Linked DNA regions of Mus musculus: region 2 is linked to region 1. The links are chromatin loops, found by intact Hi-C in ENCODE. Cell type or tissue: left cerebral cortex. All regions are shown on one strand.

Region 1 (8,000 bases):
CTGACCTCCATGTGTCTGCATGAAGACGTGCTTGTACATGACAAGCACACATACACAGGGTTTCTATTCCTGCACAAACATGACCAAGAAACAAGTTGGGGAGGAAAGGGTTTATTTGGCTTACACTTCCATACTGCTGTTCATCACTGAAAGAAGTCAGGACTGGAACTCAAGCAGGTCAGGGAGCAGGAGCTGATGCAGAGGCCATGGAGGGATGTTCCTTACTGGCTTGCTTCCCCTGGCTTGCTCAACCTGCTCTCTTATAGAACCAAGACTACCAGCCCAGAAATGGCCCCACCCACAAGGGGCCTTTCCCCCTTGATCACTAATTGAGAAAATGCCTTACAGTTGGATCTCGTGGAGGCATTTCCTCAACTGAAGCTCCTTTCTCTGTGATAACTCCAGCCTGTGTCGAGTTGACACACAAAACCGTCCAGTACACACAGGAAAAATAAAACACTAGGATCTGAAGTTGAGGTCAGCCAACAGATCCAGTTCCATGACAGCCAGAGCTACACAATGAGACCCGGTCTCGAAAAACAAGTCATCCATTTATTAGAGTCTGTTTCTTGGAATAGTTTAATATAGCATACATTTTCCTACTTTGAGTTCCAGGACAGCTAGAGCTACACAGTGAGACCCTGTCTCAAAAAAAAATACATAGATACATACATGCACACACACACACACACACACACACACACACACACACACGCTTAGCAAAGTCTGTGTCTCTCTGGATGTAGCATACATTTCCTGATCCTGCTAATAAGACAGCTCTAGGAAGGCAGGGTTAGAGGCATCCTGAAGCTCATGCCCAGCTCCCACAGTGGTACCTCTTATGCTGCCCGTCACTTTCCTAGAGCTGGGTGCACTTGACCATCCAATGGCTCTGGTCACCATTATGCCAAGCGTGGCCCTACCTTAATATGGTTTTCAGCCCAAGTACAGATTGGTTAACCCTATAAATGTTCTTCTTACCCCACCCCACTCCCAGAGGTTTACAGCTGGTGGTGAGAGCAGAGCCACTGGCTCAGACTTGGGCTGCAACGATGTGTTTCCAGCAGCCCATGCTAGTAGTGCCCAGATCTACAAATGACTGCGGATGAGCACAGCATGAAGAAAACTTAAAATTATCCCCTACTGACAGCCCCCAAAGAGAATCACCTCTGCTGCGGTGCTTGCAAGAGAGGTCAACCCTGGGTGGGCATCAGCCCACCTAAGCCCATCTCTGTCCATATTGGCCCAGTCCTGGTGCCGAGTCTATTAGTGTGAAGCTTGCCATACTGTTTTGCATGTGAGTAAGTCTGAACTCGCTTAGACCCCTGTACACGCTGCCGGGCTCCCTGTTCTCAGGCCAGAGTCCTGAGCTGGGCAAGCCAGGGAATCTCCATCTTAGTTTCCTTTTGAGGTTAGGAAGGGTGCAAGGCTGCAAGGGCAGGAACTTGAGCATGCAGCCCAAGAAGTAGGGACGTGAAGACAGCGTGGACCACTATCTGGGCTTGCTACCAAGCCTGACAACCTGAGGCCAATTCCCAGGAAAGAATGCACTCCAGCAAGTTGTCCCTGGACCTCCCATGGCACATGTGCACACACACACACACACACACACACACACACACACACAACACAATAAAGTTTTCACAACAAATATCTATTTAGATGCAGAGTCAATTTGCAAATTCAAAACAGATCCAGTTAGACTTGTGTCAGCGTTCCATCAAGCTTGGTGCACTTGGACATTGAAGAGGAAAGTGAACACACATTTGAAACATGTCAAGATGGTTGAGGCAGCTTCTACAGAAAACAGGGTGATTGTAAGTTCTGTAAACTCACCGCAGTGTCCAGGTCAGGGGACAAAACTAGCTCTTAGGTGTTTCTTAGCCCTTAAGAAGTTAGTTAGAGTCCAGAACATGGGGTTGGAGCCATAGCAGTTGGCCGAACGCCTGCTTGGTGTGTAGAGAGCCCTGCGTTCAGTCTGCAGCACTGAATGAGCTGGCCATAGTGGTAACCGCTGCCATTCCAGCTGTCTTGATATGGAACAAAGAGGCTCAGAAGTTTGAGACCAGCCTGTTAGAGAAAAGAAAAGAGATTTCCAAAAAAGTTCCTTGTGGGTTTGTTCCCAGTATGTCTCTATGGTAACCTGTTAGTGAAGTTAAGAAGCTCATGGCAAGGCCTGTGTACCGCTTTGAACATTTGGTAGCCATTTTACATTTTTGTTTTTTAGTGTGTGCGTGTGCACACATGTACGCGGGCACATGTATGTCACATGTGTAGGCCAGAGAACAAATGGCAGGAGTTCTCCCCTTCCAGCATGTGGCTTCCAGGGCTTAACTCCATGTCCCCAGGCTTGACAGAAAATGCCTTTGCCCTATGAGCGGGTCCATTTTAAATTTTTGAAAAAGATTTATTTGTCTGGAGAGATGGCTCAGTGGTTAAAAGCTCTGACTGTTCTTCTAGAGGATCTGGGTTTGACTCTTAGCACCCACTGGTAGCTCAACGTCTGTCTGTAACTCCAGTTCCAGGGGATCTGACACCCTCACACAGACATACATGCAGGCAAAACACCAATGAACATAGAAAAATAAATCATTGAAATTTTATTTTTTAAATCTGGTTTTAAAAGTTTTTTGTTTTTTTTTTACTTATGTGCCGTATGTACACATGCATGTGAGTGTCCCCAGAAGCCAGAAGAGAGCGTTAGACCCCTAGGAATTGAAGTTGCAGGCCATTCTGAGCTACCTGATGTGGATGCTGGAAACCAAATCCAGGATTTCACTGCTGAGCCATCTCTCCAGCCCCATTCTGCTTTGTGTTTCAACCTCCGATTCCTAGGAAGATCTAAGATGGGGGAGCATTTGTCCAGTGACCTTAAAAGCCAACAGCAACTTCATATTTGTTCATAGAACATTGTGGGAAGGGGTTTGAGTAGCAACTTGTACCTCCCTGTTTCAAGATATCACTGTACCTTGGTATGGTGGCACACACTATCTTAGCACCCTGGAGGTAGATGCAGGGGTATTGCTACAAGTTCAAGGCCAGCCTTGGCTTTGTTAGAAATATAAGGCCAGCAAATAAGAAAGACCCTGTTTGAGGGTTTTTGTTTTAAAGATATCACTGGATTTGACACCAGAGGAAATAGAATGGCCTGATCGTTAAATCCAGGAACCATCTGAATAGGGTCCTACAGTCACCTGGAATCACCTCATTCATAGTTTACCCCTTGGTAAATGAGGAGGCTTCCGTCCCTCCAGCTCTGTGCCTCTACCCATGAAGTGCCCAGAAAAGCCTCCTTTCCTGGCTTCTGCCCTCAACAATTCTATCTTGCCACTTTAGCAGGGAGGGTCAGTGAATGGAAACAGTTACTTTCATCACCACTGCATACCAGTCCACATCCCCATCAGGCCAAAGAAAGAGGGCAGAAAACCTGCCTTCTAGTTCTGTAGCATTATCTACTCAGAGTGACTCCACACTTTCATCTACCTTAGATCTAAATCTCTTACATTTATGAAACCTTCTAAAAGGATGGGTGCACCTGACTAGCGAGAGGACTTCAGAGCCAGCAAGGTTAGGGAGCCTCTAGGGAAATGGCCCATACCCTAGAATATTCTCTTGGCCTAGACACTTAAGTTATCTGAGATGAGTTGCCGGTTGTCTAGGGTGACCCTGAAGAAGAAAGGGTTAGGACAGGTATGGTGGCATATGCCTTTAATGCCAGAATTTAGGAGGCAGTGGCAGGTGGATCTCTGTGAGCCTGATCTACACTGTAAGTTCCAGGCTAGACAGAGCTATCTAGTGAGACCCTGCCAAAAAACAAAACAAAAACAAAAACAGGGTGGGAGTGTCAGGTTCCCTGACATTCGGAGCAACCCTGTGGTACTCCAGGGTAGGGCAGCAGTAATGCCCTGGTTTCCACAGACCATCCATCCTGGATCCTCCAGGGCCCAGCAATGGTCTTATGGCCGGAACCCTGGAGGAAAACCTGTCACCAGCTTGCCCCCAGGACTCCAGAGTACACTCTGGCATCTCATCTCCAAAGCCTGACTGAGAGAAAGAAAGTGCAGACTGGGCCTCCACCAAGCCTGGAAGTTGAGAGCAGGGTTTAAGCAGCCTCTGTTCTCTTCTGAGAAAATGTCTGTTATTGCACCCAGTCCTGGCTCCTCAGACACTCCCAAGTGTCCTGGAAGTGCAGGACCATGGCCTGGTGTTCTCTGCAGAATCTGGTCTAGACAATACTAATGAGTGGGGTGAAAGTTCAGTTCCCCAGTACTCGGGTCAGCTTCTGATTTCCAACAACTCTCCTTGCTGGAGAGGCAGAGGGGAACGAGCTACTTCTGAGACAGATGCTCTCTGCCCTGCTGCACTGCTGTTTCTCTTCAGTTGGAGAGGAAATTGTACTTCATAAATAAGAGTAGTCTCGAGGTGGGAAGACCCCGGGTCAGGTGGAAGAGGACAAGGGTCACCTCACAGGTCGCCCAGTTGAGAACAAGTTGTCACTGATACTGAGAACTCTGGCAACTGCAGAGCTCCCCCAAGACCACAGCAGGGCAGTGCAGTGCAAGGAAATGGTTTGCAAATCTAAAGTTTAAAGTAGCCAGGAACTCCAAATTTCTTGCATCAGGTCTGGGAGGGTAGACAGGCCATCGGCGGGCCAGAGAGCCCCAGAGCCACACACTTGGGACGGTGTCCAAACTTGTGAACAAGTGGGCAGAGCGTCCTGCGGTGTAGCTGTCTTTAGCGGGCGACGCAGCCCAGCAAGCTGTGGGTCTCCAAGGTGCCCCTCGACCCCTCCCACTCTACCCGAGAGTCCGGACGTGCATTGGACCAGACAGCAAGAGCTCCGCCCAACAGGGACGAGGACAGGAGGCTCCCGTGGTGCTCCGCGGCCACTTCCGGGCCGGGCGCAGGCGCAGGCGCTGGCTGTCATGTTGCGCGCTCTGAACCGCCTGGCGGCGCGGCCGGAGACTCGGCCCCCGACCCCGCTGCTCCTGCCCGTGCGCGGCCGCAAGACCCGCCATGACCCGCCTGCCAAATCCAAGGTCGGACGGGTGCAGACGCCTCCCGCCGTGGACCCTGCGGAATTCTTCGTGTTGACCGAGCGCTACCGACAGTACCGGGAGACCGTGCGCGCTCTCAGGTGCGTGTGCTTGTGCGTGTGGAGGGCAGACGCCCTTCGGGAAGGGCCGGGGCCGAGGGTGGGTGCTGACTCGAAGCCCGTCCTCCCCAGGCTAGAGTTCACGTTGGAGGTGCGAAGGAAATTGCACGAGGCCCGAGCCGGGGTTCTGGCCGAGCGCAAGGCGCAGCAGGCCATCACGGAGCACCGGGAGCTGATGGCCTGGAACCGGGACGAGAACCGGCGAATGCAGGAGCTACGGTGCGAGAGGCCCGGGACTGGGTGGGCTGGGCTAGGCTCATCTGTGGCCCCGCTCACCCTCGGCGTCTTGCCCCTCGCAGGATAGCGAGGTTGCAGCTGGAAGCACAGGCCCAGGAGGTGCAGAAGGCTGAGGCCCAGGCCCAGAGGGCTCAGGAGGAGCAGGCTTGGGTGCAACTGAAAGAGCAAGAAGTGCTCAAGCTGCAGGTGGGCATGCAGGAGGTCATGGGGAATGTGGACATTGGAGACCCCAGCAAGGGAGGCTGGGGGGGGGGGGGGGGGATGACAGCACTGGGCGTCAAGTGACCAGAGTCTTCAGGAGGCTTCTCCATCAGCGCAGAGGGTATGCCTCGCAGGCAATGGTCAGTAAAAGGTTACAGGCTAGTATTGCCTTGTGAAACTTGAAGTCAGGGAAACCGTAAGTGAGAATGGAGCGCTTTTTAACACGTAAGAGGGATTCATGCACTTGAGAGAGTCCACCCACCTCTAATCAGGTTGTCACGATTTGTTCTTGGGTTGTGGCCGAGAGATCTGATGGGTGATTGTCCAAGGAAGAGCAATATGATGGTCGAGGTCACCTAGTACAGTTGTGCTGGACGATTGGTGGGACACTCAAAGAGACCCTGGGTTCTTTTGACACCCGTGGACTAGAGACAGTGCAGGCAGCCAGCTCTGGGAGAGATCCCACAAAGCCAACCTTTCTCTTCCTGTAGGAGGAGGCAAAAAACTTCATCACTCGGGAGAACCTGGAGGCACGGATAGAAGAAGCGTTGGACTCTCCGAAGAGTTACAACTGGGCCGTCACCAAAGAAGGGCAGGTGGTCAGGAACTGAGCACAGAGACTTCTGGGGGCCCAAATAAGCACAGTGCTTGCCTAGGGTCTGTGTACTGGGATAGGAATTGGTACATCCCAGGAGGATGGCTCAGCCGTTTCCAGAGCAACCTCAGTCACTCCAGGCTCGGCACTCACCACCTGACTGGGAACTCCCAGATGTCCCTGTTCTGGCACCACAGACAAACTCAGGGCAGCATTAAACTCTGGGAAGTTCCTATCGCACAGAGGATCGGACTGGACTGTGTCCCCTCTAGAAGCCAAGCTTGTCTTGTAAGTCTCTTGGAGTCGTGTGAGCCAAATGTTTCCTGCTTTTATAAATAAAGTATTGGAGCCCAGTCTTGCCCATTTACTGGCTATAGTTACAGTGCTAATGAAAGAGGAAAGTAGTTACACCAGATGCTAACTTGCTTGTAAAATCAAAGGCGTTTGTCCCTAATTATTTGAGTCTTTAGGTTTCTAGCCAGAAGCAAGTTTCACCTAACTGAGCTATGAGTTAGGTACCTGCTTTGCTCAATCCTGGGATTTTCTGGCTAGGGTCTGGTGTGTCCAAGATCCAGGAAGCAAAAAGGGTGCCCTGTTTCTCCTGATGGCTCTCCAGCAGTGACTTCTGTAACCAGGCCCTGTCCTGATCTATCATATTTTGAACTACTCAGCAGGTGGTAGACTCCCAAGCTAAACCTGCTTCTTCCAGTCAGTTGCTGCCCTTCTGTGTGTGTAAGTGGTAGCCAGAGGGCAGCCTTGGTGTCATTCTTCAGGACTCTCACCTTGGTCTGATTTAAGTTTGTTTTGGTTTTTTTAGTTTATTTTTTACTGTGTTTTATTCTGGCTTTTGAGACAGGTTCTTTCACTGGAACCTGGCACTCACTAATTATACTATCTAGCCAGCCAGCCTCAGAGAATTGATCTGTGTATGCTTGCCCGGCACTGGGATTAGATGCACATGGCTTTTATGTGGTACTAGGGATCAAACCCAGATGTTCATGACTGCAATGTATACATGTTAGTGAATGAGCTGCCTGCCTTTTTGCTTTCATTGTCATAAACATGAATACCATTGACAGTAACTCCAGGCACTCACTCGGAGGAAAAACCATCGTAGCTACTTCTCATACTGCTGAAGGTTTTGGAATCCCTAAGAAATGAAAACCTGGCGGGTGATAGCAGCCTCTTACTCCAGTGAAGAAGCAGGCATTAAGGTGCAGGTGTCGTCCTACACGCAGCCCTCTGACAGCCATAACACCCATTTTAGGGTAGTAGATACTGTCCCTGACTGGGGAACACAGGCCCTGCATTCAAATATCTGAGGTGGACTGATAGGATCATGTCAGGAGCTACCTAGTCCATTCCTGGATCTTTGTTGTCACAGTGAACCCCAGGAACTCTGCTGAATGGGTTGCCACTCCCACTCCTGCCAGGATGTATCTCCCCAGTCACAGCAAAGATACTTAACCGAGACACTGGACCCTTGCCCCTTCATGATCAGTGGGTACTGGGGTGAATGCTGTGGCCATGGCCTTCAGGGCTAGGTTAGTCCGGCAAAACTGAAGGAAGTGGGCTTCAGACGTTCACTTGGTAGAGCGATTGCCTAGCCTGCATAGGCCCTGGGTTCAATCCCCAGGCCTGGTGGGTCAGTGCCTGCTTACTGGAGGTAGAGGGGAGAGGATCAGTAGACTCTCAAGGTCATCCACAGCTACAGGGAGTGTGAGACCAACCTGATTCCTCCTGAGACTCCAGAACTGCCCAAGTACTCATCAGGGAGACTGGACGTGAAGGTGCCCTGCTGCTGGTACTGCA
Region 2 (8,000 bases), 100 kb after region 1:
AGCTGAAATGTCTCTATTTCTAAGCACTTATTCTAGGGTTACAGCTAATTGCACTGAACCAAGATGAAGGAAGTGACGCCCAATAGAACAGGGATTGAGTTAAGAAATGCTGACTTCAAGGACCAAAGCCCAGGCCCAAGACTCCAGTCCTACCACTAAATGTCCTTCCTCCACTGGCTTCATGCTCCTTGTGTGTCTCTAGCTTGGGAGACTTCCGAACGCCTTTAATCCAGCCCTCCCCCAGGCTGGGCCCTCTTACCTGGAATAACAGTTTGACCCACATTCTCATCCCCGTCTTCCCAGGCCACTCGCTGGGCTCGACGCTGGGCCTGTAGACGGCTGCCCAAGTCCCTCCGACGCCGGGGTCTGCTTCCAGTTCTCTGTTCTTCAGACTCCTGGGGCAAAGAGCGGCCTACCTGGCCTGCTCCTGCCCTCTCTTCCTCATTGTGCAGTGGTTCTCCGTCAGCTTTTGGGAGGGAGGAATCATAACACTGTCAAGCAGCCCATCTTCAAGAGAGTGAAGCACAGGATCTTGGGAGTCTCATCCCCCTGCTGAACCACCTCAGACTATTGCTGCCCACAGCACCAAGTCCCAACTTAGGTTTGTCAAGGCCTTTTTTGTACGCACACTTTGGCCTGATGCTCACTTCTCATTTCCTACCTCCTTTGATATCTTCATCTTGAACAGGCGACCTGTGAGGATACTCTCACCCTGAGGTTTACAGATCTCGCTCCATGCCCGCTGCAAGATTACATTTACTTCTTGCTATGTTATGATTTTATAGGGTACGCCAACCAGAGACTACATGTCACAGTCGAGGCTGAATCGTCCCTCCCTGGAAGACTTGTTGGCAATCAGCTTTACCTCAGCTTCTGTCTCTTCTGCCCGTGGGACACAGAGGTGCTCTGAGGTGGCTTATGGGGTCAGGCATCAGAGAGATATATAGAAACTCCTACACTTACGTGAAATGTTAGTAAGGGGGACTGTCAGGTTGTCAGTGCCAGGCCACTTCTAACCCTGGTGGAGGCGAGGCAAAGCAGCATGGGTGCCCTCTTTGGCGGGAGATGCATTCAGTTTCCTAAGGCTGCTTAGCCCTCCTACTCCTAGTAAGCGGAACACACTGGGCAGGATTAGAAAACCGGCAGCCTCTCCTATTGGTGCAGAGTAGAAAGGCAGGCTTGGTTCCTAGGTTGCATCCCCAGCTCTGGGCTCCGCGCTAATTCCGAGTGTGTCCTAAGGCGCGTGCGCAAAGCTCGGGCCAGCGCACAAGCTCCTCGTAAGCACAGGAAAGCTCGTCAGTGCATGCGCACGAGTCGAGGGCCTACCAAAGCCCAGGAACTCTGAAAAACGGATTCCTCCAGCCCTGGGACGGCGGCACCTCCTACCTGCTGCCGCCCGACCCCGGCTGCGAGTCAGGAAGAGGATCAGGCCGATGAGCAAAACTGCCGCCACCAGATACACCCAGGGCCCCACCATGACGACAGACAGCCGGGCAGCGCAGCCAGCGCGCCTGCGGGATCCGGATCGCCAGGCCCCGCCCACTACCGTCCGCCCTGCCCAGCCGCTCGCTGAGCTCCGCCCCCACCCTGGGCTTGACCTGGGCCTCAGTTAACTGAAGAGTCCCTGATGCCACATTTGCTTGCCATCCCAGTGCTCGGGAAGTGGAGACTCGGAGACCAACATTTCAAGGTCGTCTCTGGCTATATGGCAACATGGAGGTCGTCTGCATTTAATGACGCTGACTGCTCTTCCAGTGGGCCAGGGTTCAGTTCGCAGCACCCACATAGTGGCTTACAACCTTCTATTACTTCAATTCCAGGGGACCCAAAACCCTCTTCAGACCCTCTCGAGTGTCAGGCACGCAGGTTATACACAGATATGCATACCTGCGAAACACTCATACACGTCAAATAAGTGTTTAAGAAAAAAAGAAAGAAAAAGGAAGAAAATAGTGGGGCGAGTAAGTAGGGGACTAAGCTGGGGTTGTAGATTAGTAGTAGAGCACTCATGGCCAAGGCCCTTAGTTTAATTTGGAGCACTGAAAAATGCAACGTGTGTACGAATATCTTATTAATACTGCAAGTTAGGCATCCATTGTATTACTTTCTGTAAATGTGGAATGTTTTGTAATTTGTTTCTCAATGTTGATAAACCTAAGGCCTTCCAGGCGTCAGGCAAGCGCTGTTACGGTAAGCTTTATCTCTAGCACCTACGTTCTTTCCGTATATTTGGAGATTTAGATCCATGTTCGGCTGAAGGTTGAGGCTTTGCTGGAATTTTATCGCAGCTGCCCCCCACCTTTAGTTGTTTGGTTTTGTTCTGAGACAGGGTATCTGGTAGCCTAGGCTGGCCTTGGACTTGGTGTATAGTAGATGGTGACTTTAAACTGATCCTTTGCTTCTGCCTCATAAGTGCCTGGATTATATGGGAGTACAGGTGTGCACCCTGATGTCCAGACGCTCCTCCATCTTTTGAGGATGGGTTGTTTTGTTTTAGTTCTTTGAGCTCTCATTATATGGCCCTGCCTGGCCTAGAACTCAATATGTACACAAGGCTGGCCACAAACTTAGAGGGATCTGCTTGCCTCTTCCTTGGTTATAATTAAAGGCATGTGGCACCACAGACCTGCCTGGCTCCTGAATTATTATTATTTTTTTTCCGAGACAGGGTTTCTCTGTGTAGCCCTGGCTGTCCTGGAACTCACTCTGTAGACCAGGCTGACCTCGAACTCAGAAATCCACCTGCCTCTGCCTCCCAAGTGCTGGGATTAAAGGCGTGTGCCACCACACCTGGCTGGCTTCTTAACAAATGTTATTTTATATGTGATATATATATATATATATATATGTATATTAATTACCTGGCCTATATATGTAATATATATGCTTATATGTGATTATATATATATATAAAATCTAGTACCTGTTCTCTCTCTCTCTCTCTCTCTCTATATATATATATATACATATATATATATATATATATATATATATATATATATTTGTGTGTGTTTGTGACTTCTTGGATGTTAAATGCCTCAGCTTCTCTCTCTCTCTCTCTCTCTCTCTCTCTAACCTTTGCTTTAAAAACCTCTACTTCTCCACTTTTCTGAGGATTCCCTTTAACTTCATGAAAGAGAGAGACAAGTGACATGCAGGAAGGGCCATGTTACTCAGCCCAGCCTTTCCCAGCCAACTCTAATGAACCACAGGTCCTCAAAAAATAACACCATCGAGGGGCAGTGAAGAGGACACTATGATCTGTCTCCAAAGACACTGTATACAGCAAAGCTTCTGAATTGTGTAACACGCAATATTAAGGTCACGAGCAAAGATTTGAGGAGAACATAGCTTTGGCTACTCTGTGAGGACAGCTCTAGAGTTTAAGAAAAACTCATTAGTGGGCTGGGTATGTGGCTCAGTGGTACAGTGCTTGCCTAAGTCCCATAAGCCCCTTAAGTAAGTTGCATCTATATAACAATACCCAAGGCTGTACAAGGTTAATAACATTAAGCTAAACAGCCAGGCTTGATTAGGATTCTATTGTTTGTGTGTGTGATTCTGGGGGCCAAACCCAGGACCTTGGTCATGCTATGCAAATGTTCTACCATCAAGCTACATCCCTGACACCATATATAGCCCAGGCTAGCCTTTAATTCATGATCTTCCTGCTTTAATCTCAGTGCTGGGATTATAAATGGCCACACTTCCAGCTAGCACCCTGTACTTTTGTTTTGTTTTTTGTTTTTCGAGACAGGGTTTCTCTGTATAGCCCTGGCTGTCCTGGAACTCACTTTGTAGACCAGGCTGACCTCGAACTCAGAAATCCACCTGCCTCTGCCTCCCGAGTGCTGGGATTAAAGGCGTGCGCCACCATGCTCGGCTTTTTTTTTTTTTTAAGATGTTTTTTATATGTATGAGTGTTTAGCTGCTCGTATGTGCGCTGCATTATATATGCCTAGTGCCTTCAGAAACCAGAAGAGGGCAATGCATTCCCAGGAACTGGAGTTACAGACAACTGAAAACCACCATGTGGTGCTGGGAACACAACTAACTCTGGAAGAGCAGTCATGTACTTAACCGCTTGGCCATCTCTCCAGCTTGAGCTTACAACTTTCAGAGAACCTAGGCTCAGTTCCCAACATCCACACCAGGCAGCTCAAAAGCACTTGTAACTCCAGTTTCAGGGAATGCGACACCCTCTTCTTGAAGGGGCTCATGCACTCACAGGGTAGGGCTAAGAGGGTCACTCATCTTCCTTGGTGTGTTCCCAATGCAAAGGCTGAGGTGACGGAATAGAGAAGGGATAGGGTTAGCTGGGCAAGAAAAAAGGAGTCGAAACACTAGCTATCAAGCCTAACACGTAAAAGACTGCTTGGTTATGCTGTCTTAAGTTCGCAGTGAGGTTCGGATAGACTCCCAGGCTTACAGCCCTTGTCTAAAAGATAGTCTTTCTCAACAGAGTTGGAGGTGCCGGAGGGGCGCCACCACAGCCGACACCCGTCAGGGCGCGGGTTCTTGGCTCCCCGGAGTTGCTTAGCAGAGGATCTGCGCGCTGATAGACCTCTCCACCCCTCAGCGCGTCCCAAGCGCCTCAGACACAGGCTGCGGGATGCTCATCTGCCGCGGCTGCCACCTCCCGGATGTTGGCAGCAGTAGCCGGAGGCAAGCTTCAGGCATCCGATAGGGCCGGAAACCGAGCTACCTACTTCCGCCTCCGGCCGGAAGTACCTTCCCGGCAAAGGGTTACTGGGCATTCTGGACCGTAACCCTCGCTTGCAATGGCTGCGTCTTTGGTCGGGAAGAAGATCGTGTTTGTGACGGGAAACGCCAAGAAGCTGGAGGAGGTGTTGTGGGGTGTGGAGACTGTCTCGGAGGCGGGTGGTGATTGGGCTGCTGGGCTTTCACCAGGGATGCACGGGAGAGAAGGCGGGAAACGAGGCTACGAGTTGTAGCCTCGGGGAGTGTGGGGTTTGCCCCTGGCTGTGTTGAAGGTCTGGGCTTGGGGAGAGACCGCCGTGGAGTGTGGCGCCTTGAGGGTCAGAGGAATTTTTTTTTTATATATATAATCATTATTTTGGAGATAATGACTCGTGTAGTCCAGGCTAGTCTGACCCTGTTGTGTAGCCAGAACTGACTTTATTCTCTTGACCCTCCTGGCTTCCGAATTCTGGGGCTGCACGCATGCTCCACCTCACGAGTTTTTTAGATGAGCTGGTAAAGTCAGCAGGCTATAGGAGCTGGAGTAGTGACATGTGTGACAAAGATAAATTACCCCTGAAGCCCTAGATTTTAAACCTGAGTTCAGACACCTCCCCTCCTGAAAAGCAGTGTGTGTGTGTGGGGGGGGGGTAATGGAGGGATGTTGATCCAAATTGAGTATAGTTCCATCTACCCTTCCATATCTGAGATGTGTAATACCTCATAAGAATCATGGCTGACATGAATGAGGAAAGGCACTTGCCAGTCAAGACTGACCTGAGTTCAATCCCCAGGACACATGGGAAAGCCAGATGTGTGTAGCAGCACACTTCTGTAACTCCTCAAGATGGGAGGGAGAGGCTGAAGAATCCTCAAAGCTTGAAAGCTAGCCAACTTGAGGTACCCATAGCAGCAGAAATGCTGCCTACCAATTCACTGCATTCTTAAACTGAGGACAAAGGGACCTTTAATCCAAGTTACACCAGGCAAATGTTCCTCTTTCTGCCATTTTTTCATGACAACCTGATAATCCAAAACTGGCTATAGTGAACCTTTTATTCTGCTTGCTTTGGGACATAAAGCTAGTCTAAAAGTATGCTTGGCAGCGCTTCCTGAAATGAACACATCTCAGTATGTGTTTTCCAGAATCCCATGCTGTGGTCATCATATCCTCCTCCATCTGCCTCTCTCTAAAGCATGAGGCACTCACAGGCGTTTCTTAGTAGGGTTTGGCACGGTAGCTCTGACAAGGTTTCACTTTCTGGGAGAATAACACTGTTGTGTTATAGATAAAAGTCAGCAGTAGAAAGACTCGGGTTTAAAAAAAAAAAAAAAAGAATCATGGCTGACCACAGTATAACAAAAGGCAGGTTAACAAAAGAAAAATGTGACAAGTTTGTCAAAACTCTACATGCTACAGCTTTTAGAACAAAGACCCAGAGGCTTTATTTAATTTTCTTCTGACTTTGGATCTAACCCAGGACTTAAAGCCAATGATTATCTTCCTCCTTATTCCCTCGTGACAGAGTCTCAAACCTAGAGTGTGCTCTTTGGTGGGGTAGCAAGCTCAAGCAATCCGCCTGTCTCTGCCTCCTCCGGGGCTGAGGTTACAGGTAGCACGACTGTCCCAGACTTTTATGTGGTGCAAGGGACCAGAACTTAGGTCACCGTGCTTGTGTTGGCGAGTGCTCTTCCCATTGAGTCACTACCACAGCACAACATGCCCAGTTAAAAAATTAACTTACTTTATGAGTTTGCATATATGTCTGTGCCTGTGGAGACCTGGAGAGGGCGTTGGATCTGCTGAGACTGGAGTTACAGATGGTTGTGAGCCACCCTGTGGGTGTTAGGAACCAAATTGGGGTTCTCTGTAAGGGCAACAGGTGTCCTTAACCACTGAGCCATCTCTCGAGCCCCATGTCTCCCCTCCCCCATCTCTTGAAAAAGGGACTCTCTACCTGAGTTGGCCTTGAACTTCTGATCTTCCCTCCCTTTAACCTGCCTAGGGACAAGGATTTGGAATGACAGGTGCAGCACTTTCCTGACTGCAACTCAGAAGTTTCCTTCCACCTCCCTGCCCTTAAAAAAGTATTTTAATTATGTTTATGTGTTGGGGGTGGGGCATGGGGCCAGAGAGTGGCTTTAGGAGTTGGTTCTCTTCTTGCACCATGGCTTACTTGACAAGTTCAGGCTTTCAGGCCTGTGAATGCAGTAAGGGCTTTTTACCTGCTGCACCATCTTGATGGCCCCCTCCCTCCTTTCTTTCCAAGATAGGCTCTTGGTGTACCGCCTTGGCTGGCCTTGAACGTACAGTCTTCCTATGGAAATAGAAATAATAGTCTAATGTACAAAAAGAGCAGGACTCGGTGGTACGTGTTTCTAATTTTATCATTCTGGAAGCTGAAATAGGAGGACTTTGAGTTACATAGTGAAAGCTGGTCTCATAAAAGTTGTGTGTGTGTGTTGGGGTGAGGGGCAAAGTGGTAAAGTTCATGCCTTACACCACAGAAACACAAAAATAAACTATATTGAGGTGTAATTTTCAAAACAATAGCTTTGCACACCTGGTTGCTCACCCACTCTAGCCCCTGATTTGTTGTTGTTGTTGTTTTGTTGTTTTGTTGTTTTTTTGAAACAGGATTTCTCTGTATAGTCCTGGCTGTCCTGGAACTCACTCTTTAGACCAGGCTGGCCTTGAATTTTTTTTAAAGATTTACTTATTATTATATGTACGTACACTGTAGCTGTCTTCAAACACACCAGAAGAGGGAGTCAGATCTTGTTACGGATGGTTGTGAGCCACCATGTGGTTGCTGGGATTTGAACTCTGGACCTTCAGAAGAGCAGTCGGGTGCTCTTACCCACTGAGCCATCTCACCAGCCCTATTTTGAATTTTTATTACATATTTTCTTTGTTTACATTTCAAATGTTACCCCCTTTCCTGGTTTCCCCTCCCAAAGCCCCCTATCCCATCCCCCCACCCCCTGCTCACTAACCCACCCACTTTCCTGTCCTGGCAGCCCCCTACACTGGGGCATCGAGCCTTCACGGGACCAAGGCCCTCTCCTCCCATTGATGTCTGACTAGTCCCTGATTTTAATAGGGTTAAAAGTCACTAGGAAGCTACGCAGGATGGCTCGTTCCTGTAATGCTAGTACTGAGCTGAGGGGTGAGTCCCAGGCCAGCCAGTGCTACACAGTTAAAGAAAAGTTCAGTCAGGCATGGGAGCTGCTGCTTCAGCCTGGCTTGCTGTTCCATGGGGAAAGCGGTGAAGGTCAACGGGGGTTAGTGAAAGCAT

The links. Peaks named below come from ENCODE experiments on the same cell type or tissue, not always from the same donor. Only the 100,000 strongest peaks of a DNase experiment are listed, where the experiment ranks them.
Region 2: a loop joins it to region 1, with 2.3 times the contacts of the local background. A loop is called at or near these places in 5 of 42 quality-filtered maps.

Annotation. Positions count from the first base shown.
Region 1 is chr2:130,558,854-130,566,853 of GRCm38, forward strand. It overlaps Mrps26 (mitochondrial ribosomal protein S26), which reads left to right and starts at 4,904. Exons shown (of 4, transcript NM_207207.1): 1 at 4,904-5,137; 2 at 5,228-5,374; 3 at 5,455-5,578; 4 at 6,085-6,541. The coding sequence starts at 4,926. The coding sequence ends at 6,204. 4930473A02Rik (RIKEN cDNA 4930473A02 gene) reads right to left here and starts at 4,896. Exons shown (of 9, transcript NR_040348.1): 1 at 4,801-4,896; 2 at 1,837-2,070. In left cerebral cortex, CTCF peaks have their summits at 4,534 and 4,969; a DNase peak (open chromatin) is centred at 4,842; H3K4me3 peaks cover 1,970 bases; H3K27ac peaks cover 1,814 bases.
Region 2 is chr2:130,663,089-130,671,088 of GRCm38, forward strand. Ddrgk1 (DDRGK domain containing 1) reads right to left here and starts at 1,557. Exons shown (of 9, transcript NM_029832.2): 1 at 1,387-1,557; 2 at 260-466. The coding sequence starts at 1,477. Itpa (inosine triphosphatase (nucleoside triphosphate pyrophosphatase)) reads left to right here and starts at 4,714. Exons shown (of 8, transcript NM_025922.3): 1 at 4,714-4,847. The coding sequence starts at 4,782. In left cerebral cortex, CTCF peaks have their summits at 1,158 and 4,648; DNase peaks (open chromatin) are centred at 1,240, 1,497 and 4,676; H3K4me3 peaks cover 3,032 bases; H3K27ac peaks cover 3,441 bases.